Regions from separate parts of the Homo sapiens genome. Here region 1 is linked to region 2. Evidence: chromatin loops called from intact Hi-C (ENCODE). Cell type or tissue: Calu3. All regions are shown on one strand. Links, peaks and the distances in the headings refer to the core of each region. The heading gives the core; the rest is flanking DNA. Region 1 has its middle 96 kb from the start of SMIM36. Region 2 has its middle 77 kb from the start of PCTP.

Region 1 (2,917 bases), core at 163-2,662, 220 kb after region 2:
CCCTTGATTAGATATGTCTGTACTTTTAAAAGACCTCTCTGGAAGCAATGTGGAGAATGGATATGAGTGAGACCAGAGAAATGTCAGATCAGTTCACAGGGTAGTAGAGTCACACAGGTGAATATTGCTCTAAGTCATGGCAGTGAGGATGAAGAAAAGTGAGCATAGTCCCCCCAACATCCCGCAAAAAATTCATGTCTACGCAGAAACTCAGAATGTGACCCTATGTGGAAATAGGACCTTTGCAAGTGAAGGATCACAAGATAATATCATATTGGATTTATTTCTTTTTTTTATTTGTTTGTTTGCTTGTTTGTTTTTGTTGAGATGGAGTCTCACCCTGCCACCTAGGCTGGAATGCAGTGGCATGATCTTGGCTCACTACAATCTCCACCTCCCGGGTTCAAGCCATTCTCATGACCCAGCCTCCCAGGTAGCTGGGATTACAGGTGCTCACCACCATGCTTGGCTAATTTTTTTCTTTTTTGTATTTTTAGTAGAGATGGGTTTTCACCATGTTGGCCAGGCTGGTCTCCAACTCCTGACCTCAAGTGATCCTCCCGCCTTGCCCTCCCAAAGTGCTGGGATTACAGGCATGAGCCACCATGCCCAGCCCCATACCAGATTTAGAATGCACTGTAAATCCAATAACTGGGGTCTTTACAGGAAGAGGAGAGGCCACAGCGACAAGAGAGAAGGCCATGTGGAGACAGATAAAGCTTGGGATTATGCTGCCACAAGCCAAGAACTGCCGGAAGCCCCAGAAGCTGGAGGAGGTAAGGATGAATTCTTCCCTAGAAACTTCAGAAGGAGCAGGGCCCTGATGACACTTTGATGTCAAATGTCTAGCCTCCAAAACAGTGAGGGAAAAATTCTGTTGCTTTAAGCCACCCAATTGGTGATATTTTCTTATGGCAGCCCTGAGAAGCCAATACAGTAGGAAAGCAGGAGAGAGAAGATTGACATAATTGGCACAGATAATAGCTAGGAGCAGAGAGAAAAGATAAAAATAGTTAAAGAGATTTACTATATGAAAAGTATCTCTATTAAAAGCTTTACAAGATTGGTTTCATTTAATCTGTAAAATAACCCTATTAGGTAGTTATCACTATTATCTTCCTATTATCTCCTTTTTCCATATGAGGCAACTGAGAAATAATTATCTCATTACAGATTACATGGCTAGTAATCCAATTCAATATTTGAGTCCGTATGACTCTAAAATCTCATGTAATGCTTCCAGATAGAAGGAGATTGGAACTTGGGTTAATATGATTGTATCAGTGAGTCATTAAAGAAGAATCATGAGATGAAATCTGAGAGATGTTTCTAAGACATTGTTAAATGGAGGAAGCTTTGAAATAAATAGGCACTTGGGTTTAGTTTATTTAAAAAGATAGTCAAAAGCCACTGTCATTTCCCACTTACTATTCTGTTTACTTAGGTAGGATTAACAGGCTGCCTCAAGTCATTCTTCCTCATACAGAGCACACAACCTTCTCATCAAGGGTGGGCAGGTGGCCAGGGAAGCAGTGTTTGTAAATTCAACAGAAGACTGTGTCCTCTCCCCCACGTAAGCCCCAGGAAGTGGCTTCCAGGAAAAAGACCTCCACCAAGCCAAGAGGAAATATTCACATCTACAAACAACCCTCTTTGCCAAAATTCTGTTCAGTTTCTTGCTGCACACATACACATAAAGATAGATAAAGTGAAGCAAATAAATTTTAAAAGGTTACCTTAGGGTAAGGAAAAGGAGGCTGTGGATAGGAAAATTAGAGGAAAATGGAGTAAAGGACCAGGCGTGGTGGCTCACACCTGTAATCCCATCACTTTGGGAGGCCGAGGCAGGCGGTTCACAAGGTCAGGAGATTGAGACCATCCTGGCCAACATAGTGAAACCTTGTCTCCACTAAAAATACAAAAAATTAGCTGGGCGTGGTGGCAGGCACATGTAATCCTAGCTACTCGGGAGGCAGAGGCAGGAGAATTGCTTGAACCAGGGAGTCAGAGGCTGCAGTGAGCCGAGATCACGCCACTGCACTCCAGCCTGGTGACAGAACAAGACTCCATCTCAGAAAAAAAAAAAGAAAAAAGAAAAGAAAAAGGAGTTAAGTTCTGATTGTCAACACACTACCTGCATGACACATGCACACAAAAATTCATGTATGCCCATTAAATGTACATATAAGAACCCCATGTGTGTGCACACATGAGCATGCATGGGGGCACACACACATGCACGCGCACACACACACACACACACACACCTGTCTCTCTCTTTCCTCCATGACTTATGGGATTGTTGTGGGTTTTTTTTTTCCTGATGGACTTTTCTTCTTTGACGGATGAAACACCTCTTATCTCAGAGCCCAAACTGTGAGACAGCTGTAGTGGGAGGGTGGGAAGCATGGAGGCTCAAGCTGAGTCCCTGAGAGCCTGGCAAGTGTGTCCTCAGGTTCAAAACTCAGCCTGCTGGGGTTCTTGGCTTAACTTTCTCTGGGTTGGTATGTGCATTTTCTAGTAGGGATTGAGTGAAAGGCATGTTATTTTTAAGAAGCAGGAGGAAGGAGGAGGTTGCCTCTTTCTACTAAGTGCTGACCAACAGCTGTAATTTTAGTGGTAGTAACTGACGAAGGAAGAGGAGGGAGGAGATTGCCTCTTTCCACTAAGGGGTGACCAACAGCTGTAATTTTAGTGGCAGTAACTGACAGGAACAGCTTGATGGCATCATGTTTAATGGGAAGAGACCAGCTCACCTCATGCCCTGGTTGCTATGTACAGAGATCTGAGGAGTCCATAACAAAGGCTGTGAGAGTCACTGCTTAGAGTAGAAGGAAACAGGGGCTGTCCCAGAAAAGGGGGGCTTGCTTTTGTCCAGCCCTGTTGGAATTTATGAGGTCTGTAGAGTGGAGTTTAT
Region 2 (2,917 bases), core at 285-2,784:
TTAACTATCAATCTCATCTTGAACTCAGCCCCACTGTCTCCTCTTCTCTCTCTGGTGCTAGCTTTCCCCATGGCTGTGGTCCTCAGTGATGATTATTACAGGTGTCTGCTCCTTTGTTCCTGGGACACTTTCTCCTTCTGCATCTCTTCCGTTTTTAACATGTAGGGGGGACTGGGAAGAAGCCCTTGAGGGAAAGGAGCAAGAAGCTCTTTTTCCTGACTGGGGCCATATCCGGCACTCCCTTGGCTGTTATGCCCATTGGGAAGCAGAAGTCCAAATATCGGTTTCCTTAAAGTGATTCGTGCCCACTTTTCAGTAGGCCCGCCACTGCTGCACGCTCTCATCTTGCCCCCTCCCCCATCTTCTGCTATTGTCTACAGCTCTTACTACTGGGCTCCATCACCCAGAAGCCAGCCCTTTTGGGCACTGTTTTGGGTTAAATTGCTTCCCACCCTCCCCCGCACAAAGACACATTGAAGTCCTAATCTCCATACCTGTGAATGTGACTTTACCTGGAAACAGAGTTTTTCTAGATGTCATCAAGTTAAGATGAGGTCATTAGAGTGGGTCCTAATCCAATGACTGGTGTCATAAAAAGAGGAGATTTGGAAATAGACATACAAAGAGAAGAGAATGCCATGTGAAAGCACAGAACAGAGGGGGAAGACAGCCATATTAAGATGAAGGCAGAGGTTGGAGTGATGCTGCCACAAGCCGGGAACGTCTGTGCAGGCAGAAACTGGAAGAGGCAGGCAAGGGTCCTCTGCTGAAGGATTCAGTGGGAATACAGCCCTGCTGACACCTCGGTTTCAGATGCCCAGCCCCCAAAACTGTGAGAGAACACATTGTTGTTGTTTTAAGCCACCCAATTTGTAGTACTTTGTTACAGCAGCCCTAGGAGGCTAATACAGACACTGTTCTGCCAAAATGTTCCAATCCAATTACCTATTCCTTTCTCACGTAGGAAACTTACAGCTCCTTGCTTCTCCAATTAGTTATAGAAGGGTTTAGCATACCAATTTTCTGTTCCTTTGCTTCCCACCCCAGAGTGCCCCTAGAAAGTTTCCTGCCTTCAAAATTTTCCAAGTGAGAAGCAGTACCAGGCACTATATTAATATACACCCTTGAACGCAAATAGCATAAAATTCAGCTCTATCAAAAACTACTCCATCATGCTTGCTTTGCTGGGAGTAACAGTGGTTTTACAGGACCTGCATCCTAATAAGCTTCTCGTCAGGGAGGGATAAGCTAAGCCCCAATTCCTGCAGGTCCTCTCTCTGACTCCCACCGATTTCTACAAGTGGTTTTCTCAGCGCTTCCCTTAATTAGCCTGGACTTTCACTGAAAAAAGAAAACACCTGTAATCTTTTCCCAGAGAGGCAGAATGGAGTAAGTTCTTACCAGGAACATGGGATGCTCTAACCCCTCTAACCCCTGATCCCAGTGATGTCTCCTCTAACGGGGAATGTTCCAATTTTGGAGACTGTGGTAGGTTGATAACAACAAAACAAGTTCTGCTAGCCTCTTAGTAAGTCCTGCTGGGTTATGAGCAGTAGGTCTTTTTAAAATATAGGTGTTTCAGCTAACGCTGTGTAACAAGCTTCCCCAAAATCCAGTAGCGTAAATAATAAGTATTAAAACACACCATGCCATCAGCTGAGCATTCTTGTTTCTGTGGGCCAGGCTTAACTGAATTTAGCTGAGCTTACTTATGCTTCAGTGGTCAGCTGTGGTCAGTGGCAGGAGGCTGGCTGAACATTGAACTAGGATGGCATTAGCTGGTGGTTGGCTGGGGTGTCTTGACCTCATGTCCCTCCTTATCCAGCAGGTCAAGGCTTGTTGTCACTGGGGCTGAGCAGGATTCTAAATGAGTGGCAGAAGCATGCAAAGCCTCTGGAGACCTAGACTCCTAAGTGGCACACGGCTACTACTTGCATGAAAGAAGTCACAGGTTAGCTCAGACTCAAAGTGCAGGGAAATAGACTTTGCCTCCCTAGTGAGACAAAGTGCAAAGTCAAATTGCAACGAGCTTGGATACAAGGAGCAATAAAGAATTCTGGCCATTTTTTTTTTTTTTTTGGCTGTTTACCACAGTAGGTATCTTTTGTATCTGTTGTTGTATATTAACAGGTTAAATTACATGAAATGCTATAATAAACAACAAACAAAAAATCTTAGTGGCATTTTTCTTATTCACAACCCAGTCCAATGAGGGGCTGGTGTGTGTTGGAGAGAGAAGAGTGTTTGCACCAAGTAATTTTTCAAGGCTCCAAATTGGATTCAGAATTACCCTATGAATACTCCACATGTAGCCCTCAGGGGAAAGAAGAAAGAGCATGTGAAGGATCACGTAGGATGTCTCAGAGCCCAAACCTAGACAGGCTTACATCGTTTCCATTGGCCGGAACTTGGCCAAGATTTCATGAGCCATCTAACTGCAAAGGCATCTGGGAAGGTTCTTTGATGCCAATGAAGAAAACTAAATACGCTTTGCCTCATGTCTTTAGCGTTATGGCTGTAGCCCAAATCCCAAGGCAACAGAAATCCCGAACTATATCCTTTTCACCAACTTCAGTGTTCTTTCCTCCATATACCTAAGGGGACTGCTGGTGCCAGGCTTAGATCAGATCACCTTCTTTTTTTTTTTTTTCTTATCTTTTTAATCCTTCGGAGATGGATACTCTCATGAAGCATGGCGTTTCTTCAGATGAGGGAAGGGGATGAAATTAGCACCCTAGAGTTACCATCTGTTTCTGGCAACCCTGCTCTAGATATGGATTTGCTTGTGCGTCCAAAACCTGCTAAGCCTTTACACTCAAGTACTTCTGTACCTTCCCAGCTTTTCTGTACCTGCTCCAGAGGAGGCCACATGAGGATGTTCTTGAACTCTGCCCTTTGATGAGCAGAGAACATTTCC

Evidence for each region. Hi-C counts contacts between places; a loop is a spot of excess contacts. Peaks named below come from ENCODE experiments on the same cell type or tissue, not always from the same donor. Only the 100,000 strongest peaks of a DNase experiment are listed, where the experiment ranks them.
Region 1: a loop joins it to region 2, with 4 times the contacts of the local background. A loop is called at or near these places in 5 of 110 quality-filtered maps.

Annotation. Positions count from the first base shown.
Region 1 is chr17:55,606,459-55,609,375 of GRCh38, reverse strand. No RefSeq gene overlaps it. Among named protein-coding and RNA genes, the nearest start is that of SMIM36, 96 kb to the right of the region's middle. In Calu3, for the core only: no CTCF peak of the experiment used is centred there; a DNase peak (open chromatin) is centred at 1,535.
Region 2 is chr17:55,826,201-55,829,117 of GRCh38, reverse strand. It overlaps a transcript of PCTP not described here. Among named protein-coding and RNA genes, the nearest start is that of PCTP, 77 kb to the right of the region's middle. In Calu3, for the core only: no CTCF peak of the experiment used is centred there; no DNase peak of the experiment used is centred there.